Linked DNA regions of Mus musculus: regions 2 and 3 are each linked to region 1. Evidence: chromatin loops called from intact Hi-C (ENCODE). Cell type or tissue: left cerebral cortex. All regions are shown on one strand. Region 1 holds the start of Arhgap22 (Rho GTPase activating protein 22). Region 2 overlaps Arhgap22 (Rho GTPase activating protein 22). Region 3 overlaps Arhgap22 (Rho GTPase activating protein 22).

Evidence for each region. A loop is a pair of places that touch in the nucleus more often than their neighbours do. Peaks named below come from ENCODE experiments on the same cell type or tissue, not always from the same donor. Only the 100,000 strongest peaks of a DNase experiment are listed, where the experiment ranks them.
Region 2: a loop joins it to region 1, with 9 times the contacts of the local background. A loop is called at or near these places in 40 of 42 quality-filtered maps.
Region 3: a loop joins it to region 1, with 16 times the contacts of the local background. A loop is called at or near these places in 21 of 42 quality-filtered maps.

The regions. Positions count from the first base shown.
Region 1 is chr14:33,209,597-33,217,596 of GRCm38, forward strand. It overlaps Arhgap22 (Rho GTPase activating protein 22), which reads left to right and starts at 7,227. Exons shown (of 11, transcript NM_153800.4): 1 at 7,227-7,249; 2 at 7,356-7,515. The coding sequence starts at 7,464. It also overlaps the pseudogene Gm6340. In left cerebral cortex, a CTCF peak has its summit at 4,332 (motif pointing right); DNase peaks (open chromatin) are centred at 4,361, 4,816, 5,004, 5,405 and 2 more places; H3K4me3 peaks cover 1,706 bases; H3K27ac peaks cover 2,307 bases.
Region 2 is chr14:33,299,864-33,307,863 of GRCm38, forward strand. The region is part of intron 4 of Arhgap22 (Rho GTPase activating protein 22); the gene reads left to right. Among named protein-coding and RNA genes, the nearest start is that of Gm41130, 72 kb to the left of the region's middle. In left cerebral cortex, a CTCF peak has its summit at 3,796 (motif pointing left); DNase peaks (open chromatin) are centred at 3,794 and 6,187.
Region 3 is chr14:33,366,991-33,374,990 of GRCm38, forward strand. Arhgap22 (Rho GTPase activating protein 22) reads left to right here. Exons shown (of 11, transcript NM_153800.4): 10 at 1-453; 11 at 2,360-2,946. The coding sequence ends at 2,588. Among named protein-coding and RNA genes, the nearest start is that of Mapk8, 76 kb to the right of the region's middle. In left cerebral cortex, a CTCF peak has its summit at 4,478 (motif pointing left); DNase peaks (open chromatin) are centred at 593, 3,260 and 4,457.

The sequences.
Region 1 (8,000 bases):
CAGATGTGTAGCGGGGAAAGGATTTCTCCCCATCCCTTCGACTGCCTTTTCCCTCTGCCGATTGCCAATTGCTTCCTTCACTCTGCAGAAGCTCAATACAATAATTTTACACAGTTTATCATCAGTTCTTGGGATCCATTCCTCTGCTGCAGCGTCCTTCTCAGACAGCCCTCACCTATGCCTACATATTGAAATGTTTCTTCTGCTTTCCTCCAGCAGTCTCAGAGTTCCAGGTCTTCTGTTAAGGTTGAAGTTGGGTTTTGTGTGGGACAGGAGATATGTACCTAACTTCGTTCTCCTTAGGGCTGACATCCAAGTTTGCTGGTTTCATTAGACAAAAATGCTTTCTTTTCTCCAAAGTGTGTTTTGGAAGGTTTTTCAAACGCTGGGTGTCTGTGGCTATGTTGGTTTATGTCTGGTTCCCTGTTGTGCGTGCATCTGCTGTGTGCCAGGACGGTGCTGGTTTCCTCACTGTGGCTCTGCAGTGTACACTGAGATAAGGTATTATGTTGCCTGCAACATTGCTCTTCTGCTCTTGATAGCTTTGGATATTATTTGTGAATAGGGTCTTTTGTACTTCCATGTTAATTTTAGCCTCTATGTCAGCAGGGAAATTGGCCTATATTTTTCTTCCTTCCTTCCTTCCTTCCTTCCTTCCTTCCTTCCTTCCTTCCTTCCTTCCTTCCTTTCTTCCCTCCCTCCCTCCCTCCCTCCCTCCCTCCCTCCCTCCCTCCCTCCCTTCCTTACTTCCTTCCTTCTGTCTTTGTTGTTGTTGCTGTTGGTGATGGTGATGGTGATGATGGTGGTGGTGGTGATGGTGATGATGGTGGTGGTGATGATGATGATGATGTGCCCCTATCCAGTTTGGGCACTGGGGTGGTGCTGGCTTCATAGACTGGGTTTACTGGTGTCCGTTCCCTTTCTAGTTTTTTGAGCTGTTTGGGGAGTGTTGGTGTTAGCTCCTCTTTAAAGGTCTGAGAGGACTGGGCAGTGAATTTGGTGGCTCTTTGGCCCCTTTTACTAAGAGATCCTTCACCAGAGTTTCACTCATGTTGGGAGTTATGGGTTTCTTTAGTGACTGGCATTCTCTAAAACCCTCTTGGTCCCAATAAGTGTTTTCAATTTCATTTCACTGGAGAAATTTTTTTTAAATTTCCTCCATCTTTTCTCTAATGGCCAACTGGTCATTCGGGAGTGTATTGTTAGAACTCTCTGTAACTCTGTAGTTTCTGAGGCTTCTCTCGTTGCTGATCTCTGGTTTCATTCCACTATGACCTGACAGCGTATGAGAAATTATTTCAGTCTTCTGTATTTGTCAGAACTTCCTCTGTTGTCTAAAACATGATCCGTGTTACAGTGGATTCTGTGGACTGCCGAGAGGAATGCGTGGTCTGCAGCTGTCGGGTGGGATGCTCTGCTAAGATCTCTTAAGTGTAGTCTGCAGCTGTCCAGTGGGATGCTCTGCTAAGATCTCTTAAGCCCTTTTAGCTGTGATGCAAAATAGCTATGACAATCCTTGCTCGTTTCTTGGTCAAAACAAAACATGCGTTTCTGAGAGTGGAGTATTGCAGCTATTGTATCAAGACCTATCTGCCCTCTGGGTGTATTAGTTTTTGTCTTATGAAATAGGGGGGCCTGAAATTGGCTATAGAAAACATAATAAACACTAAAATTAGCATCTGGTCTTGATGAAGTGTTCCCTTTATTAATTTTTGGTGGATTTTTATCTCTCTGGCTAGTTTCTATTCAAAGTCTACTTTATCATTTATCAGAATCTCTGGGCCAGCTTGCTCCAGCTTTGCTTTGCTTGTAGGTTGGTTTCCATCCTAAAATCTCAGTCTGTGGGTCTCTTCGCCAGCGGGATATGATTTCAGAGCGACAACAGATAACTGGATTATAGTTTTCAGTTCATCAGCTGGTCTCCATTACACTGGAGTGTTGAGTCCATTCGCATTTATAGTTATTATTGAGAGAGTTTTGCTCCTTTTTATAATTCCCGTTGCTTGGTTTTGGTTGCATTCTGGTTGGGTTACTCTCGGGTGTTTTCTGTGTTCCTGTTCATGTTAGGGCTCTGCTGATTTACTCTCTTGGACACGATGAATGCTTTCTTAGTTCTCTTTGCTCATCGTCCGGCTCATGGCATGTATTCTTTTCTGTGTTCCCTTGGCTGAGACATTCCTCCTCTGCGGTTAAGGCTCCTGGGTGTCTCTGGCAGTGCTGGCTTGGTGGCCATGAATTGGTTCATGCTTGTGTTCCTGTGTCTCTATCTCCATGAATGTTAAACGATAACTTTGTTCATCTCCGTTGCTGGCTTTCCTTTCCAGGCTGTGGTTGGAGTTCTTACTCCATATGTCAGCTAATTTATATCCTCTTTGAAGTCATTGGTTCTTTTAAAAACTAACCTTTGAGTTCTTCATCTGGTATTTTAACTAGCTCTGTGTTTTCACTGTTGGCATCTGAGTTGCCATCTTGAAATTGTGTATGTGTTTGTGTGTGTGTGTGTGTGTGTGTGTGTGTGTGTGGTGTGACAATAATTAGGGAGAAAAAAGACCATGGATTTGAAAAGGAGTAAGGAAGGTTTGGAGGGAGGAAATGGAAGGGACATATGATGTAATTATGTTATAAACTCAAAAAAAAAAAAAAAAGAAAAGAAATAGTTTTAAAATAAGATAAAAACATTACTGAAGTAAAGTGAAAAGAAAAACAGAGGAAGTGGAGGGAATCAGAAGAAAGCCTGTGAAGTCAGAGCTGCCCCCGGGCCCTAAGTGGAGGCTCTTCTGTTAGAGAAGACCGACTTCCCCTCTGCCAGCAGGTGTCAGGTATTATGGCTTCATGGCTGGCATACGGCAGTCACCTAGCAAATTGCCCAGTGTGATCTACTGCCCTTTGTCCTCTGGGGGATGGGTTCACTCATATCCCTACCCGCGGTTTAGGGCTAGAGAGTGAGGCTTAGGGAGGCTGTGAAACTACCCAGTGAGCTGCCTGTGCCCACCACAGGAATCAAAATCACTTCCACCTCAGCCTCTCTCCCACTTTGTTCTGCAACCCCAGCCCCCTTTCCAGCAAGGCTGGACAGACTAGAATTCCTTGGCCTGTGTGCACACAGGAGGCCTTGGTGGGGTGTTTTCCAATGAGGTTGTCTGTTAGCTTAATCAGAGGGGATGCCAGCAGTGTCTCTGCTGAGCCCTGGTGAGTGGAGGGCTGACTCATTCTGGAAGAAGGGAACTTTCTGCCTCCACAATGGGGCCACCTGCCCACTTCTGTCCTGAGCCTTTGGCTTTAAAATGCCCTCAGTGAGCCTTATGGCTTGAGAAATAGTCATATCTGTCCTCCACCACCTGGGGGTTTTCTTGCTGCACTTCTCAGCACCCAACCATGGAACAAGGTGGAAGGATTGATCTGATGGGAACAAAAAAATCTATGTAAGCCCAGGAGCCCCACATGAATCACCAGCAAATAGTGAGGGTAGAAAGGCGAGGCCATAAGAAAGCACAGACTTGGCTGCTGGGAGTTGTCTGGAGGCCAGCGGCCCTGGGGCTGAGCGCCCTCCAGCAGAGCAATCATGTCCCACAAACAAATCTATTATTCGGACAAATACGACGAGGAGTTCGAGTACCGGCATGCCGTATTGCCCAAGGACATAGCCAACCTGGTCCCGAAAACCCACTTGATGTCTGAATCTGAATGGAGGAAGCTCGGCGTTCAGCAGAGTCAGGGATGGGTCCACTATATGATCCATGAACCAGAACCTCACATCTTACTGTTCCCGCAGCCACTGCCCAAGAAGCCAAAGAAATGAAGCCAGCGAACCGCCTTCCGGCCTCGAGCTTTCCACAGCTGTCCTCACTCCCTACCATCTTTCTGATCGGGTGACCATGTTGCTTTCTTATTTCTCACTTTGATATGTAAAGGATACACTGTTTGAATGTGCTGGTATCTGCTTTGCTTCTGGAGTTGAGCCACCAGTGCCACAGCCCTGTCAGATGAGTGTGACCATATTAGTCATTTGGCAGAAGCATGTGAAATCTAGATCATGGCTGTTACAGGGATGGTGTGAATATGCTGATGTGTTTTTTACTATTGGGTATTGTATTTATGATGACTTATGGATTTATGTTTCAATGTATTAGAAACTTTGCATTTTATCTGACAGATCTTTTCCATGTTACAAGCCTCGATTAAAGGAAGTTTTTTTATAATCTAAAAAAAAAAAAGCACAGACTTACTCAAGCTGCCCCCGGATCCCAGCAGGAAAACAAAATGCAATGTCCAGGAACAAGACCAGGGTTCAGAAGCACGGGCGAAGCTCCTCTAATGACCACCAGAGGGCGCTCCAAACCAGCCAACCCAGGCCCTCCTCGGCGCCGCGCTTCCTGCAGAGGTCAGCCTTTTACACTTTCCGAGCCGCTGAGGTTGCTGCTGCAGCCTTGAGAGGCCAGCCAAGGACAGCTGTCAGAGCATCATCCCCAGAGGCATCGAGGAGACAGGAAACCTGCATCCTGCCTGATGATGTTCAGCCTGGGTTGCATCCCCTGGTCCTACCAGCGGACTCGTCCCATGGGAGCCAGGGGCAGGGGCAAAGGCAGGGCACCCACGGGGTGAGAAGAGGGGCGGCAGCTAGAGTGCTCCCTCCTGGAACGAAGAAGGAGCCCCTCCTTCTTCAGGCAAAGACAGAGAAGCCTGCTCTCCACGTCCAGGTGAGCAAAGATGAGATCCAGGTGAGCCAGGACAGCTCCAGGAGAGCCACACACAGCAGCGACCCTGTGTGGGGTGGAGTGGGGAGCCGGGGCTGCACAAGTTTCCTGACCCCAGGCTGTGAGTTCATTCTTTAAAGATGGACTCTAAATACCCTCCTAAGCCACATTAAATTGCTGCGTGGCTCGGAGCATCACGATTCCACAATGAGACCCTCCCCCAGCTGCTGTCAGGTGTCACGTAAATGTGTGCATTGTGCAGTTGTGCCTGCAGGTGGGGTGAGATAAGGCACAGGGGCACTGGCCTGAGTCCAGGGCAAACAGATCTGTTGTGAGCGTGGTGCGGAGCCATGCCTGGAGCTGAGTCATGCTCTGGGAGGCGTCTAGGCGGGCCCTGGCTCTACTGGGCTTGGCTGGGTGTGGCCGGCTGTTGACCTTGCTTAGAAAGGTAGGTTAGGAGAATACTAAGGTGAAGGGCTAGAGAGCAAACCTCTTCCTCTTTCACAGAGGTGACCCCTCTCTACTCCAACCCCACAGTAGCATATCGGTTTAGGAACTTCCCCCCTCCTGCAAACGTATACACAATTGTTACAGTCTCCCAGGGTCTATTCTAGCACCCACCTGTCTCCTCTGCCTGCCCTCTCTGGTCCTGGGAAAAGCCAGCCCCACCCAGTTCCTTAGATGTGATAAGACCCGGCTGCTTTAGCCAATCAGCACACCCCACTGGTTTGGATCCAGTCGAGTGCATTGGTTAGTGCCCCAAATCAAGGAAAGAAGGCATTTGACAGGCTTTGGGAAGAAGCTCTGTGGTTTGTCTGAGACTGGACAGTGTCCTCTTTCCTCGGGCTCTGCGGGAGAGAAGAAATGTTAGCTCCCAAAGCTGATCCCAAAATAAAGGAGGGCCAGGGGAAGAAGGGGAGGAGGGGGAGGAGAAAGGAGGAAGGGTGAAGGGTGAAGAAGAGGGAGAAGGAGAGGAAGGAGGAAGAGAGGGAAGAGGAAACACCCTAGAAGCAAACAGAACTGCAAGGAAACCCAGACTTGATTGACATGTCAACCTGCTAGATCCAGCTGTCTGCCACCAATTATGAGACTGTTCCCCCTAAAGGAGCCAATGTGTGCCCTTGTATTCCTGAATTCAACTTTAACGTTAGACTTCTGTTTTGTAAACAGGCTCTCATGTAGCACAGGCTGGCCTTGAACTCACTATATAGCTGAGGGTAACCTTGAACTTCTGAGTCTCTGCCCCCACCTCCTGATTGCTGGGTTTACAGGCATACTACACGCCTACCTGGCTTTGTGTCCTGCTAGGGACTGGACCTACAGTGTGAACCCAGAGCATTCATTCTTAAGGCTTGCTACAGTGGGTGTGGGGTGCCCCCACCCTCAGAGCCTTACCCCCGTCCACCTATGCTTCCAAACTGTGCACTCTTCCAGGAGAGACTGAAGGTGTCACTCCCAAATCCCTCAGGGTCTCTGAGGTCTGTACCAACTCCAGGGTCCTCATTTCCTGGCTCCAGCTCCATCACTTCCCTGGAGACTCCCAGCTCAGCTGTGTGTTCAAGGCCATCTGTGCTCCTGGGTCCCAGGTCATGCCAATATCTTGGGCTTAGGCCCTTGAAGATTTAGGGCTTAGTGACCGCTTCATTCTCTCTGCTATTCCAAAGGCAGTCTGCCTTCTCCATTCCAGGTGCTGTCCCATCACTCCCTGGGGACCAGTCAGTGACAGGAACTATACCCACATGCTAAAGTGTGAACCAGAAGCATTTTGCCCCAGCAGGACCCACAGAATACCAGGCACTAGTCCATAGCCCCAAGCTTCTGTTCTCTGTGGCAGTGATGGACCGATTTCAGCCCGCATCTCTATCTCCTCCTCCTCCTGCCTCCTTCTGCCTCCTCCTGCCCAGGTTGGAAGGATCTACCGGTAACTTCAGGCTTCATACAAGCTCAGCTTGTAGAGACTAGCACACTGGAGACAGGGTAGGTAGGGGAAGAGCATTCTGGGCTCCATCTGCAAATGGTATCATATGTCCTAAAGACAGGTGACAGTGTGCCTGCCATCTCAGAGCCTGGCTTTATTTTAGGTCGCTAGGACTGCTGCTGTGTGAATGATGTTCACGGCGGCAGAAATACCACTTGGCTAGTTATAAGCAAGCTTTGTCTATTTGTTTGTTCGTTTGTACCCATTTTCCACAACTGTAAATGATGTAATGATGACACATTTCCAAAAATAGAATGGAGAAGTGGTACCCTAAGGATGTGACAGAGCTTTCCTGGGGTCTACCCCAGCACTTGGACCACAAGCCAAAGTGTGAGCCAGGAACCAGCCAGCATGCTCAGAGCAATTTGCACGGTCCCTTACTTAGCTCCATGTTGTTCCCTTGGGGGCGAAAAATATCAAATCTAGTAGCTAGAGCCCTTGGCTCACCGAGCCCTTGCTTCCGCTGATGAATCTGGCATCTTCTCCCTCTGAGACGCAGTTGTCACTGCTGGTCCCATTTTACAGATTTGAGGAACTGATACTCTGACTTCCCCAAGTCTGCTCTCAGATCCCCAAGGTACATGCTCCACAGAGAAACTTGTCCCTCACAGCAGGCTTTGTTCGTGTTTGAAATCCAGGCAAATGCCTGGAAAGAGCGTTCTAAATATATTTCTCTACTATAGATGCTGATCGCCTGCTACTGAAACTGGGAATTAGCTTGTCTGCCTGAGGATGTGGCTGCTGCCTTCCAGAGAAGACACAGGAGAAATCTGCACACTGCCAGCCTAGCAATGCTGCCGACGGCTTCCAGCAAAAGAAGAACCTTCGCTGCCAGATACTTCAGTAAGGATTTGGCTCTATGGTGGGGAATGGCTGCCTGTGTGCTTGACTTCGTGCTTAAGGGTGGGGTCGCTCGGTGACACTGAAGGAGCCTCGTTGGTCTTGCGGGCTGTGGGCACCATGAAGTGGGGACTCAATCTTCCTTCAGCTCTCAGCACAAGTTGGTTAGCCAGCACTCAGCCATGACCCAGCATCTGCTCTCTGTGAGCCTGGAAATCAGGCTCCAGTGTCAAGGGTCCTGGGTTCCAATGGCTGGGGACTCTAATGACAGTTGACGGCCATGAGGATCACCATGACCACAGACTGCTTGGACACTGGATAGAGCTTCCACAGGGAGAACTGGGCATCCCAAGGCTCCTCTGTCTGTGCCAGGAAGCCACCCAGCCTGGTAGTGAACTGAAAGATGCAGAGAGGATGATTGAATAGCTCCGGGAAGCTCTGGGAAGGCAGCAGCTAGTCACAGTGGGACTAGTGTCTGTTCGAGTCAC
Region 2 (8,000 bases), 90 kb after region 1:
AAGATATAAGATATAAGATATAAGATACAAGGGCCAAAAATGTCTGTGACAGAGGCCTTTGAGGAGAGATGCAGAGACTGGAGGGAAGAGACCACCAGCGTGATGGGAGGAATGGTTGTAGGGGTGGGAGCATGAACAAGATCCTTCCTCTGGGGACCATTGAGTATTTAAGATTCTCCATGGGTGGAGTCTGTGAGCCAGTACCTATACAAACACCGAGGGGTGCAGTAGACACCCCAAACACCACAAGGAAATAACCAGGCTCTTGCTGTCTACTAAGGGATAAGATGGGCCCAGGCTGGGGCCAGAGATCTGCCGCCCGACATTCCGGGAATTCTGGGAGGTGGAGTGAAAGTACAAACACACACCTTTCAGTCCATGGTAGCACATGACTGTAATCCCAAGCCTAGATTTAAAACTGCACTCAGAAAGTACAAGCAGGAGGGACTTGGGACACAAATTAGACAAAGGCCTTGCCTTTCCCCTTTCCCCTAATCTCATTTCTATTCTATGTCGTATATATGTAGATATGTGCATGTTACATATGTATGTGTGTATATGATTTTCTACATCTATCCAAAATCTAGGATCCACAAATGAGAGAAAATATATTATCTGCCTTTCTGAGTTTGAGCCATTTCACTTAACATGGTGACCTTCAGTTGTATCCATTTTTTTCTGCAGACGATCCAATTAAATTCTTCTTTATGGTTGAGTTAAACTCCACTGGGCAAGAGAAGAAAGGCTTAGTTCACTGTGAGACATGAATAAAGATTCTGCAGTGAAGGTAGAGAAGAGGAAGGCCCTATTGACTGGGGGAGTGAGGACTTAGGGGCCTGGGGAAGGCAAGGCCGAAGTGCAGTCTCTGGGCCTGGGAAGCAGCTGGCCAGGCAAGGCCAGAGGGCATAGTGGAGCTGAGTGTACTCTGTCCATATTGAGAGAACGGCACTGAACATGTGCCCCAAGAATGAGTTGGGGGAGGGGAGCCACCAGTTCTGTGTCCCTAATCTAGGGCAGAGCTATTTGCAAGGATTTCTTTGTCTAGAAGGATGGGTCTTTTGTCATAGAAAACAAATATATTCTAAAGGTCCTGAGAGTTGGCAAATGGATATTTAGTGACCTGTTATTCCACCTATCACATAAATCATATATTTATAAGGTTCTGAGAGTAAGAACGTGGACATTGTGAAGGCCATTGTCCTGCCTGTCACAATACTCAAGACCTGCTTTAGTCCTGTTTCCCAGAAACAGACCCTGGAGATTAGAAAAAGCAGCAGCTGTGCCCTGGTGCACAGCCAGCCAGAAGCTCTGTCTCAGTCTGTTTTCTGAAGGCACACCTAAGTCCCACAGATTGGGAGACTCAAAAAGAAGGAGAGTGGGCTCAGCGGATAGAGGCACTCACATGCCGGTCCGATGAAGCCTGAGATCTCAGAGGGTGACAGGAGAGAACTGACAGGAAGAGTTGTCCTCTGATCTCCACACAAACACATGCTGTGACATGTTCACACCTGAGCTAACACACTTGCATACATACACACACACGTACATACACATGTGTGCACAGGCACACATACATACAAACACGTATATGCATATACATGCACATGCACACACACATATGAATGCACACATATGCACACAAACACGAAAAAACTAATAAAGTATGTTCGGATCATGGTTCTGGGGACCAGGAGATTGAAGCTTAAGAGACTATACCTATAAGGATCTTCTCATACGCAACAGGATGTGGGGACCCTGCAAGGATCCAGGTAGGAAGCGAACCCTCAGAGAGATGAAAATAAAGACCCAGTCCAGACTGACTTCATCAGTCTGGATCAGACTTCAGGGAGTCTAATGCCAGGAGGCTCACTGTCAGCATAGTTAAAACTCAGTATAATCTGGGAAAAATTTTTCTAGGCAACAATCATTTCAATTACAAGTTCAGAATAAAGGGTAGTGTGACTACATCAAAACTTCTCTTCAAAGTACGTGTGACCGTTAGGGTGGGTTCTACAGCTAAAAGGCCTAGAATCTAGGCTCACCAAGAGAGTGCACAGGTCAGCCAGCCATGAAGCACACGTGGCATCTCCCCTAAGGATGGGTAGAGGTCTAGGGAGGTAGAAACCTTGAATAACCATTCTGGGGAATTTGGGTGAGGTCTGAATCTATGGCAAAAGGTGGGTGAGGTCTGCCTCCGCCAATAGCAAAAAAGTTACCAAGTTGTTAACAAAATCCACTCCCAGCCTTGCGGGCAGAAAAACAAGTGTTTTATCTCCTCCTTGAGAAGAGGCCCTGTGTGTTTAACATTCCTGTCTTTCCGGAGTGGTCTGTGGGCTCAAGGACCTTTGGGCTTCCAACAACAAGAAACCTGCAGAACCCCAAGGTATTACAAAGCATCACAGGCCAAAAGCGGTGCAAGAAGATGCAGGCCAAAGTAGCTCTTATGACAGATGATTCACGAGTGGGCTGGTTCATTGTGAGGGCAGAGCCTTCTGGACCTGACTGTTTCTTTTAACACTCCACAATGTGTGTGTGTGTGTGTGTGTGTGTGTGTGTGTGTGTGTGTGTGTGTGTGTGTGTGTGTGCTTCAGCTGTGAGGTTTAAGGGCTTGGTCTCTGACCCCTTTCCCAGCACAGAAACGATTGCCTGGCTGAGCACCCAATTTGTGGGGCTCTCAGATCTGCTCATTTCTGCTGTTACTGCTTCTGTTATACACAGCTCCTCCTAGGACCTCAGGAGGAAGCAGGTTGGTACTGAGGTCACTCTGGAAAAGCAGAAGAGGTGGGTAAGGGACCCCCTTGTGCTCCAAGCACTGCACATCCCTGTGCAGAGAGAATTCAACACCGGTGCTGATGGAGGCCCTGGGGTGGCTCTCCTTCCTACCCTCTTTCCAGAGGCTCTGAAGTCTTGAGACTTCCTACCAACCTAGTCCCAGGGACTCAGGAGATTTTGGCTACAGCTAGAAATATTCCACTCCCTTTATAGCCTGTTAAGGTGTGGCGCCCAGGGATGTTAGGTGAACCACCCGAGGTCAAACAGCTGGCAGAAGGGGACCTGTACCTCCGAGGTCAGCCTGCCCTGGGCTGAGCTTTATGTGACTACCGTTTCCAACAGAGGCTCCGGACAGGGGCCTTGTGGCTAGAAAAGGAATAGTAATGATAAAGTTGAGGTCCAGATGGCAATAAGCACTGGAATTTCCACTGTGACAGAGCTGAGGCAGGAAAATTACCATTTTGAGGCCAGCATGGACAAAGAAGGAAGGAACAAAAGAAGGGAAGGTTGAGTGACCCCACCTGAAACAAGAGCCACCAAGGAGCCTTCTCACTCAAACTCAGTAACCCGTGCTATGGGTCTGATCTTGAGCTGGCCTCCAGAGGCCCTGGTGAAAGCAGGGTACAATCTCTGCCCTTAAAGAATCAGGGGACAATGCTTACCATCCTGATCTTGAGACAAGGTAAATACCTTACTTACTAGGTTGAGGCTAATTACATGGGGACAGAAACAGGAAGTATGGCTGTGAAGGCCCCTGTTGGTATCTCCCAGCACTGAAGCCCGGGGCAGGACAGGAAAACGGACAGAGGCATTGCCAGTGCTATGGCCTGAGCCTGGGATAGCCCCTCGTTCTGCCCTGGGTACCTTCATCGCCCAAGGAGGAAAACTTGACAGCCCTTGGAGATGTGATTGTTCTTAAGATGATCGGCTACTTAAGTTTAATTCATAGAGTCTATTGCAGCCTTCAATCCTGTGGAAAGTGACAGAAAAGAAATGGTGTGAGTGCCACCTAGTGGACAAACTTGTCAATGCAAACACCACTCATGTGCTGCAATCTCCAAGCTAGGTTTCAAAGAGCCAGAGAACCGCATGCACAGTCACCGAGCAAGTCATAAGAGGACAGTGTCACTGGGGGAATGAGTGCAGGGCTCCTATCGCCTGGCTATGGTACGTGGCTCCATGCCCACCTAGTCGGTATATATAACATGCAGGTCACCGCTTACTAAATTCAGGAGAGCAGAAAAGTGTGGTTGCCAGCACTTTTTGTCTTGCTTGGATTGCATAATATGAAGTTTGCATGGGGGGCGGGTGTTGATATGGGGTCTTATTTTTTTGACCAGCCTAAAATTGGTTATGTAGACTCTGCTGACCTCAAACTCATAAGCACTAGGCTTAAAGGCATGAGCCACTACAGCCGGCCTCTGGAGCTTTCATGGTGACCAGGCAAGGAGAACCAAATTAAAACCTGATGCAAATGGGATATTGACTGCAACTTGGCTCAGAGCATCTTTGTCCAAAGTTATACAGACTGTGAAGCCTCTCTGAGATCATTGACCCGAGAGCTGAGAAAGAAGAGAGGAGAGGGGGCCACTGCCGGAACTCTCAGGCTCCCAGAGGAATTATGAGGAAAATAAATTCAATTGACACCTCCTTTTCCATCCATACATCGTAGATTCTTTACATCAGGTTAACTGCTAATTAACTGCTACTGATGTGTGTGTGTGTGTGTGTGTGTGTGTGATAATTTTTGAGACAGGGCACAGACCATGCAATGCCACCAAGGAAGTTAGCTGACTGTAGGGCAGGCATCAGGGTCCTGACCCAGGCAGATGCAATGCAATCAAGCATGTGAGGAGAGAGAGAGAGAGAGAGAGAGAGAGAGAGAGAGAGAGAGAGAGAGAGAGAGAGAACTCTAGATGACTGCAGGTGAAAATACCAGATGGCCTCCTGGACCCAAAATCCATAGTGATTTTCTGAACTCCTAGAAGCTGCACCACAGAAAATGGAGCTCTCTCCTCTTCCCACTGCTGACTTGGGAGAGTAGGACTCAAAAACAGAATTAGCATGACTCCTTCATGATTCATACATGATAGCTGTCGGGTTTCTGAGGTTCTAGACCAGGATATGGGTGCCAGAGAACTAAGTGATTTATTGTGTGTATGCATCCTTTATGTGAAAGCTAAGCTCTTGCCATGCTAATCTCACTAGCCCCAGGGCTAACCTGTGCTAACTCCTTTATTCCAAAGTAGTGGAATTTGATGGATCCCACAATTACAGGTGAGGAACCTCCATTCCAACAAGCTAGAATCCCAGAGCCAGAGGCTGGAAGAGCTACACCCTGAGCTAGCTCAAGGCCAGAACCCTGTCTCTGATTAGCTCTCTGAGGCCCGAAGGAGCTAGGTACCCCCCAAAAAGGTTGCCCTGGGGGGGGGGGGTCTGCATCTTCTATGTAGACTTTTCTCTTACCCCAGCAGTATCCTGGTAAACCTGGTAAACCCGTCCCTGTACACTTGATTTCATGGGGAGTTCTTGGTATTGTGGTTGTCTGGCTCTAGGCCCAGTTTAGGCCTCTCCCTAAACACACAAGAAAGGGTCAAGGAGTGGGGGGTCTGCTTTGGCATACTAGGCTGAGAGTGATAAGGCACTGGGCAGGCCATTCCCCATGAGATAGATGCTCATGAATTAAGTAGCCAGTAAAGCACTGTAACTCCTTGCTAACCTCTCTCTTGCAGTATGCACATGATGCTTCCATAGGGAGGCAGGTGGGCTGATGGATGTAGACCAGAACCCTGGGCTTTCATCCAGGTAACTAACCAGGCTCTCAAGTCTCCATTGCTCAACATACTTCATAGGAGGTCCCAGAGGCAGGTATCAGATGCTAGCTCTAGCTAATGCCTACAGAGGAAGGGTTGACAAGAAAGCCATAGGACCACACAGAATCAACCAGATACTGGGAGCTGTAAGGAAGGACCAGGCAGCAGGGCTGCTCAGGGGTCAGGAGCTGTGCTGGGGTCATGGACGTGCATGCCCTACTCTGGGGAGGTTGAATGCTGTTGAGAGTTGCCCGCCAGCCTAGAGTTCACAGCTGCCTGTTCTGATCAAGCCAGCAGTTTGGAGTACACTGGAGGTCTGGAATCTGCTATCTCTAAGACCTGACCTTGACAGGGAGCCAGCACCGGGATTACTCCGTAGAAGGAGAGTGATACTGTGTGTCTGACATGCCAGGAGCAGCCCTGATCACTGCGGCAGGCTGAGCGGGGAGGGAGGCTGATACGGTCCTATCTCCGCACCTGGTACCAGTCAGCCTGCATCTCAGCTCAACCCTGTGCAGCCCCAGAAGCCTGAAGAGCACCAGAAAGCTGGGTCCTTTTCTAAAACCGAAACCAGAAACGCCCACCAGCAAGTGTGGAAGAATCAGCAAATTCTAGAGTAGCTGCTTGCGCTTTCCTGCTTCTTAGCCTGGCTTCCTACTCTCTTGGCTCAAATTCTCTCAGCGCCACACAGGAGCTGGTGTAGGAAACTCCTGAGGGTGTCCTTTGGGGAAGTGTCCCTGGGAGCAACAGCCATAAGCAGGTTGTGGTTGGTGACTTGCTTGCTAGGAACCACCATCCACAAAAGAAGAAGCTGAATAATACCAGGTAAAGAGTATTTTAATAACATGCTTTATACAGCCCATGAGATCCCAAGTATTTCTACCCCGACTTTAGTAAAGTGGTGGGGAGGGGGCCCAGGGACTGGGGAGTGGGGAGTTTGAATCCAGAGCCTGGAACACACTAGCATGTCTTTTCTGCACCACTGAAATATTTTAAATTTTCTTCCTAAATTTAACGAGTACTTTTCACTTTGGGCACTTTTCAATTCAGACACTCAAATTTCAGTATTTCGTTCCTTCATACATAGCCATACATTGATATGGTTGGTTTTTGTTTTTTTGTTTTTTGTTTTTTTCGAGACAGGGTTTCTCTGTATAGCCCTGGCTGTCCTGGAACTCACTCTGTAGACCAGGCTGGCCTGGAACTCAGAAATCCGCCTGCCTCTGCCTCCCAAGTGCTGGGATTAAAGGCGTGCGCCACCACGCCCGGTTCGATATGGTTGATTTTTGATTGATTTCATTCCCGGTGCCCTCTCTCAGAAGGCCCCTCTTCTCCCTCTAGAACTCTTCTTCTTCCCAACAGCCCCCCTCCTACTCCTCGGGTTCTGTGGGACCCGCTGAGTTGGGTTTTTTTTTGTTTTGTTTTTTTGGTTTGTTTGTTTGTTTGTTTGTTTGTTTGTTTGTTTGTTTTTGGATTGCTTGCATGAGCATGGGTGGTGGCAGGAATGGGGGTGAGGATCAATGGCCCCCAGCAACTAACTACCAATAGAACCTTGGGGAGGGGTGGGTCCCCTCTGATGATTAATGTTGTCAGGTGCAGTCTGTGCAGGACCCTAGCTGCACTAAGATGCTGGCAGCTCTGGGTTTACAGAAGCCAAACTGGGCAGCTTGAGCCAGAGGAGGAGGAGTTCAGGGTGCCTCCTGGAAGAGACTAGTGTTCCGCAAGACACTCGAAATGAGAAGGAGGGATACGGAAGGATGTATATGCAATGAGGAGTCTGGACTTTGGACTCAGACAGACCTGACTCAGATCACAGCTCTCCAGTCACTAATTGGTCACTAACTGGGAAAGCTTGATACCGTAACTTCAGCTCTGTGGTTCTTCTGCTGAGAGCATTGCTCAACATGACCTGCAGAAGGGTCTCATCTCTCACTCAAATCCCACTGCACTGCGTCAGAGACCTTCAGCTAGAACTTCCTTTTACAGGGAAGGGTACCGTGGAAAACAACCTTCACCTTCAGTCTTGCTCATAGAGGTCATGGTCTCTATCAGATGATTAAACAGCAGCCATTTCTCCTGCCTAGGCCCATCAGAAAGCACTTCGGTAAAAGAATAAAATCCTGTCATTGTGGCAACATGGGTGGGACCGGAGATCATCATGTCAAGTGAAAAAGTGTGTCCTCACTTGTGAGAACTAAAAAGATGATCTCAAAGAAAGGGGAAATAAAATTCTGGTTGGTAGAAGGTGGGGAGGGCTGGGAAAAGGGTTTGGAGGGTAAGGGTGCAGTTTGATAGGAGGAATAATTTCTGATGTTTGATAGTACAAAAGAGTAACTGTCGGTGACAACAATTAGGTGAATAATACAAAATAGTTAGTGGAGAGGTTATGAATATCTTCAACCCAAAGAGGTGGTC
Region 3 (8,000 bases), 160 kb after region 1:
CAGCCACCGTCGGGCCTCATCGGGGGACCGCCTTAAAGATACAGGCTCGGCACAGAGACTCTCCACCTATGACAATGTGCCGCCATCTAGCCAATTTTCTAGCACTGCCAGCGTGGCCAGCACGTCATGGTCTGTAGCCTCGTCCTCCCGAGAGGCCTCTGTCAGCAGCTGCACAGCCTGCCGGGCCAGCAACTCTTCTGCCTGCAGCTCCTTACACACCGAGTGGGCTCTCGAGCCCTCTCCTCTCCCCAGCAGCAGTGAGGGCCACCAGTCCCCGGACCTGGGCCACAGCCTGGATGAGCCATGTGTGGGCAGTGGCAGCAGTGAGCCCAATGACCCAGGCAGCCCCACACAGGCCCATGTTCGCCGCTGCCGGGCTCTCCAGGGCCAGGTGGCCGAGCTCAGGGCAGAGTTGTGTCAGCAGAGGACTGAGTACAAGAGGAGCCTGAAAAGGTAAAGGACCACTCTTATGCTGGCTGCTTGGAAAGCTGCAGGGGGCAGGGCTCAGAGCAGCCCGCTCCCAGGGTGCCTTTCTTGGAAAATGGCACTAGCCTATTCGGGGTTGGGAGGGGGTGTACCCGTCAGCTGGCAGGCCTCCACAAGGGAGAATGTCAGTTTGTAGAACAGGAGTCGGGAGCCAGGCGGCTCTCTGGGATACAGTGAGAGCAGAGCCCTGAATGACCGTATCACTGAAAGTGGCCACAGAGAGGGTTGCCCAGAGGCTGTCCAATGCGCAGCCCAGCCTATCCCAGGTACCTATAGTAAGCCTAGTTATACAACGCTCCTTCCCTACACAGGATCTCCTTGGGAAGAATGGAGGGGAACAGTGAAGGCCCTTGAACCACTCTCAACTGACAGGGGCCCCGTGGAAGGAGAGTTTGTAAGAGGATGGTCTCCAGCACAGGAAGGAAGGGGACTATGGCACCATGTCCCATCTAGCAGGCTTCTGGGAATAGGCTCTGTTGGCATACAGGGTGCTCACCCATTCTGCCTCCTGTAATCCAGTCGCTGCCCTTCCAGTATCTCCCTAAGAGGATCTTTTGTTTGTGAAAAACAGATAGATGCTGTGCTAGATACCGGGGACAGAGCTGTGTCCCAAACTCACCAGAATTCTGGGCCTGACTTGTATTTGGGATTACCAGGATGAGACAATACACAAGATTCATCAGAAATGCATGACGTGCTGGGGAGTGGATACAGGACAGGAGCCCTGGGGAGGGAAGGGGGCCTTCTCGGGAGAGGATAGGAAGGCCTGAGGTGTGTGTGTGTGGGGGGGGGGGGGGTAGGAGAGCATGCCTTGGAGCTCTGCTAGCCTTGAGCAGGGTAGTAAGGCAGGGGCTTCAGGCCTGGATACTTCTTGGTCTTCTTCAGGGGACAGTGAGTGTGGAGAAACAGATGGAGCGTTTCAAGGGCTTTGGCTCTCTATTGGAAAGCTTACTGGAGGTTTAGTAGGCACCAATTAGGAAGCGATAGGAGTCCAGGCTCGTGGGATGGCATGGGCCACGGGGGCAACAGCAGAGGTGGGAGAAACAGAAATTGGCACATGTTCTGAAGGTGGATTGGGCGGGCCTTGCTCTCTGATGAACTGAGAAGAGCTCACCTGGCATAAAAGTCTTAGTGCTTGCTGTAGGGGAAGAGCTAGAAGCAGATACTCATTGGAGAGGAGAAGGAGGCGGGACAGAGCACGGCTTGAGGAAGCTCTCAGGAGCTCCACATCGGACTGTTCAGTTAGAGATGCTCGTGGCCAGGCCAGGAGCTTACTAGGAGGGCTTAGCATCAAGAGACTGGACAAAGTCACTCTCACATAGGACAGACAGAGAGGGGAGGCCCAAGCAAGGAGAGGATACCATGGAAGGGTTGGGGACAGAAGAGAAGCAAGCGAGACCTCAGTGCCATCCTCCACGAGGTCCCCTTTCTGGTAGTATGCTCACTGCTATGGTGAAGGGAGGTTACCTTCCTCTGAGCACTATATAGAAAGCAGCAGGAGATATGGGTAAGAGTATAAAAACATGAGTCAGGGACCTCTGCCCCTCTTGCTAGTGAAAGGTGATTTTTTTTTCCTCCCCTCACCAGGACAGTTGACAGGAGTAGAGTGACAAAAGGCGACATCTAGCAAGGGCTCAGGGATACTGCTAGTCCCAGTGCTGGGCAGGAATCCTTATGGTGGCATTTCTGGGTCATAAACCCAAGGAAGGCAGCCTCCCTGTAGGGAGCCCCCATTGGCTTGCAGCACTGAGCAAGACTGTGAGATCCCTACCTACAGCCACCTCTCCATGTCCCTGACCCGGTCTCTTCCTGCTGTGACAGTACCCCACCCAGTAGCTGGAGTCTGAAAATCCCCCTCTTCTTGATTTTTAAGCATCGAGGAGGGCAGTGCTGACCTGCGGAAGCAGATGTCTCGGTTGGAAGAGGAGCTGGACCAGGAGAGGAAGAAGTATGCCATGCTGGAGATCAAGCTCCGGAACTCGGAGCGAGCCCGGGAGGATGCGGAGCGCAGGAACCAGCTGCTGCAGAGGGAGATGGAGGAGTTCTTCTCCACCCTGGGGAGCTTGACTACAGGGACCAAGGGGTCCAGAGCCCCGGAGTGAAAGGAGCAGAGGCACGCGTCTGTCTATGTCTGCTCACGTTTCCTGCAGGGCTGGCCACAGTGCAGAGGAAGCCAGAAGCTTCAAGTTTGGGCCAGGCCACCAGCAGGGCCATCTGCCTCCAAGTGCCAGAGAGAGGGAGCCTGACACCAGGATGGGGACTGTCAGTATCCCCAAGAGTCCAGGCAGGATCTGGATACTTTTCCAAACATACGGGTCCCAGCAGGGGTCAGAGGGGATGGTGCCCCAGGATCATGAGCATCCGCCTCTCATCCAGGAAGAGTCCTCAGTGGCCACCCAAAAGGATGGCACCTTGAGAGCCAGGCCACCAAGAACTTTATTAAAGTGCTCTGAAAGCATGGCGCCTGTCACCAGCCTCATTCTTCATGTCTGTGCCGAGGGGAGTTTACCAGGTGATAAGTTTCTTGGAAGGCTGATCATCCCCGGGTGTGGGTGGAGCTCCCCGAGGGTCTCAGCACTACTGTGGGGGGGAGCCACCTCAGAAGCTTCTTCAACTCTCCCATCTCAGAGCCTCTGTGGCTACTTCTTACCCTGCAGGGTCCTCTGCAACCTGCTTTCCTCTGCAGGGGCTCAGCTCTGCTCCAGAGGGCTGGGCTTACAGAAGGCCAGAGCTGATTGGTCCTCTAGAGCCTGCCCACTTTGCAGGTCTGGGAGGAGTCGTCCCGTACTTCCATGTCTACCGTAACTCCTTGAGACAGCTTCAGACCTTGAGTGACCCCTGCCCCACTCTCCAGGCTCCAGGCTCCAGGAAGCCCGGGCATATTCTGGTTGCTCTGATAAAATACCCGACAGAAACGTTTTAGGAAGGCCTTCAGCTGCTGCGGCATGAGAGCTAACCTAGCTGGAGCAATAGGAATCTGAGACAGCTGGTCTCACTGCATCCACTAGACTATGGATCTTCCTCTGGAAATGTCCTAGACAGACCCAGAGGTGTCTCAGTGTCTCTTCTATGGATGTAAACCCAGTCAAACTGACAGTGAAGATTGGCCATTATACAGGCCCAGCTGTAAGAGGCCTGGCCTCTCCTTTCCCCCTTAAACAGTGACCTATGGTCTCTGTCTGTCTGTGTGTGTATGTAGGGGTGGTGGTGGTTAAGAGGTCTTCAATGTATCCCAGTTACAGGTCACTATGCCTTAAAGGCATTAAGCCCCTAATGCCCACCTACCTGACTGACAACACCCAGGCAGCAGAATGGCCAGGGTTACAGTGCTATTAGCACTGGCTCCACCCCTCCACACACACCCCTGCCCCCATGAAACTCAAGGCCAGCTGCCCCTACCCTCACTCTCAGTGGTAAGGCCAACTGACACCTGACCTCTGACTGTTCTTTGGAAGAGGACTGGAGATTTCCACAACTAGGATTCCTCCCAAGGACCCTCCCAGCGTCAGAGGCCAGGGTCAGGGTGTCCCTGGGAGTCCCAAGAGGGCAGCAGAGATATCAGTGTATGTTATAGGGCACTGCTGCAGCCCGTTCCTTCCTCCCCCGTATTCAGAGAGGACAAGCTAAAGTGACTGATTTCTCAGAACCTCTCACAGGACAATTTAAAGATTACTCCTTATATCCTCTGTGACAGGGGAAACAGCCCTGAGCGGTTAGGTGGGGCCACCAATTTATTCATACAACCCTGTTTTGTTCCCTCAGCACAGGTGTAGAACTCTGCTGAGTTGATTTGAAGCAAAAAAAAAAAAAAAAAAAAAAAAAAAAAAAAAAAAGCCACCAGCTCATCAAAAGAGCTTCCAGGACCGAAGTCTCAGGAGGGCTTCACAGTAGGAAAAGTCTGGCCATGGTAAAGGCTAGCTGCCTGCCTGCCTGCCTGCCTGCCTCCTACAGGGAAGAGTTTGCTAGCCAACTCTGCCACCTGCTGGCAAACAGGGATGTAGGCATGTACAACTTTTCTTAAGGATGAATCTCCGGTCTCTTCTCCCACTGTGCAATGCACTCTCCTGCCTAGACATCTGACTTCTGATGAGAGGCACTGACCATGAGGCTCATCCACAGTGGGTGCTCTGCCGGGAACCTCTCAACCTTTCCTTCTCTTCCAAGCCTAAAGGTTCCAGCCATAATCATACTAGAATGAATGACCTCTCTTAAGTCAAACAATGAATTGTGACTATGAACAGATGGGGAATGAGACTTTAATTATAAAGAGGTATGAACTGGTGAAAATAATTTAAGATTCTGGCCACAGGCTACTTTGAGACATGTTTTAAAATTTGTTTTGGGGGGTTGGACAGATTGCTCACTGTTTAAGAGGTGAGGCCTTAGGGAAGGACTTTCTTGAGGAAGACATAAACTCTAGTCTAGCTTAGTAAGTTCCTTGGGGTTACTTCAGGAGGATGGGTAACAATGTCCGTGGTATCTGGAAAGGCCCACCTAGCATGGGCCAGGAGCTCCCTGCGAGTTGCTAGTTCTGCCAGTCTCCTTAAGCGTTTGCTACTTATATAAATGTGCGGTATGGCCTGAGACTCCGCCCTCGGCCTCCCCAGCCTCTTAAGGGTTAAGAGTCTTCTCACAAGGTGTGGGACACACACCTTTAATCCTCCCACGCATGAGGCAGAACCAGCAAGTCCTAGGCCAGCCAAGACTGAACACCAAACCCCTCCTTTCCAGGCCAATGTTTCAATAGAAAGGAAAAGTCTGTACAAGAGTTCCTGAGGTCCTTTGCCGTGTACCCTCGAAGGGGACTTGAAGACTCTGGTCCTTTCTCCTTTCTTTGCTTCATGGCCCATGGAGTTGGTTTTACCATGTCCCCTACTATGCTACCTTGTCACAGGCCTGAAGCATCCTAGTTAACCAATCATGGCTGAACCTTTTTCCTATAAGCCTAAATATTTTCTCTGTAATTATCTAGAGTATTTCACTATAGTGATGCAAAGCTGACCAAGGCAGATGGAAAGGACTGTAGTTGGTGATGGGCAGACCTGATGGGCTCAGATGGGGGGAGCAAGCAGGCAAGCTTTCATTCCACTGACATGAGCAGGCTTGAATTATACAAGTTCTGCATTTTTGGCCACTGCATAGAGTGGGCATAAGTGGATGCAGGTATAGTAGTCAAGGACACTGGATGCTGGAAGGCTGGCCGAAGGTTGACGGGGAGGAAACCAAGGGGAGAATGCTGGCACATCCATTTACATCCTTATGTGGATGGGTTTTAACATTTTATCAAGTCTTTGGGAATTTCAAATCATGTACCCCAATTCCACTCACTTCCCAGTCCTTCCATATCCATCCTTATAATCTCTCCAAAAGAAAATAAAAAATTTAAAGGTTAGAGAAGAAAAGCAAAACAACAAAAAATATGACCCTATCAAGCAGTTTTCTGTTACATGCACTATTTGCTCGTTTTTCCCATACTTCCCATATTCATTCATGGCATTGCAAGTTGTGTATCACACAGTGCATCCTTTTGCCCAAAGAGCTCTACTTGCTAATGTTCATTGCCATGAGCCATTAGTCTAGTTCAAAGCCTCTGGCTTCTGCTACACCAGCAATATTGAACCCTCACAGCCTCTTGGATATTCTGCTGAGTCGTGGAGTCCTGCAGCTTTGGTTCTGCAGGACTGGCTCCTTCACAGGCTCCAGCAGTTCATAGATAAAGTAGATGTTGGGGTGGGTGAATTCATAAGTGCTGGACCTGGATGGTAGCTGAGTAGGTCAGCCCAACAGCATCCCTCCTACTTCCCAGCAGGTCTATTTAAAGAGAGCAATTAACAGGGTCTGGTGGCATACTGCTGACATGAGAACGGTGGAGGTGGACCTTTGACAGACTGTATGGGTGTCAGCAAAGGCTAGAGGAATGGAGAAGCTGGCCTGAGGACAAGCAGGATGAATGCACTCTGCTGCCTCTGGGGTCCTGGGAAAGGAGGGAGGCACCTTAGCATTCTGTGAAGAGGAAGTACTTGACCACAGTACCTTCTCAAGCCCATCCAGAGCAGGGTCTACTGACTGGCAGCTGAGATGGCTGTGGTGGCATCTGACACCTGTCTTCAGACAATTGGGAATTTCATTTTGGAGTCAGATTTGAAAGATCATAGCCCAGTCTTGCCAATCCTCAAGTTGTAAATCACAACCCTGTCCTCACCCAAGGGGTGAGTTCTCAAGGCTGGCCCCAGTCCAGGTCAGTGGGGGCTACAAACTGCCCCCAGCCACCATCCCACTCCCCATTTAGTTTCTGGTGTCTCTTGGTCCAGTGCTGGAAACAAGGGGTAGGATCCATGTGATGTGATGTGGGGCTTGGGAATGCCTAGTCTTGGCTCTGCTGCACTGTGAGGGTGAGTGCTGAAGCTCTTTCCAGCACAGCCTAGGAAAGAGAAGTAGCATTTGCTGCATATCATATTCTTCTGAGTGTGTATTTACCTAAGTCCTGGCTGCTGTTTGAACATTAGAGTGTGACTGTAGCTAGCCGAACTGTTATGACTTCTACAGATTGAACCTCTAGCTGAGAGTTAAGAGACAACTATTTGCCAAAGGTGCCTTACATACTGCTCCACCTGTGTGGACAATGAGCCTTTACAGTGACCTATGCCTCCTTGTTTTATGAGAAAAGAGAGCCAGGGAGAGGGCAGGCCATTTACCAAGACTAGAGACCAGGTCCAATTTTGGGCATTTTACATTCCCATTATTGCAGTAATCTTATACTGTATGCAGTGACTTGTGCAACATGTTGAGAAATATAAACACTGCACGGTCAAAAGTCCTAGTCATGGGCTTAAACAACATTTGCATGCTAAGTGTCTACACCAGGTTCTCCCTTCCCAGGGTATTATGGGGCAGGGTATATGTGCTCTATCAACAGAGAACAGGCTGTCATCAACTAACACATGAACATGGTGCCTCCTTCATTACCTGTGCAGAAGTGAGAATGAAGTGAGCAAGCATGAGGGCAAAACAGACAGACTGATGGCTAGCATCTGTGACCCAAACACCCTACAGAGATGGGAGGTAGAGACAGGGCCTGAAGCCTCAAGTCAGCTAGCCTTGAGCATCCAGTACAGGTACAGAAACAGAGATTGTGTTTCAGCAAACAGGTGAGAACTAACCTCTGAACGCTGTCCTTTCATACCCCCCACACCCTCTTTCTTTTTTTTTTTAAAGATTTATTTATTATTATATCTAACTACACTGTACCCGTCTTCAGATGCACCAAGAGGGCATCAGATCTCATTATGGGTGGTTGTGAGCCATCTCGCCAGCCCCCTCCTTTTCTCTCTTCTCTTTTCTCTTCTCCTCTCCCCTTCTTTCTCTTTCTTTTCTTTTTCTTTCTTTCTTTCTTTCTTTCTTTCTTTCTTTCTTTCTTTCTTTCTTTCTTTTCTTCCTTCCTTCCTTTTCTCCTTTTTTTTCCCTAGGCCAAGAGGTCTATTGGTGAAGGGGGAGAGTGAAAGACATGAGAGAGA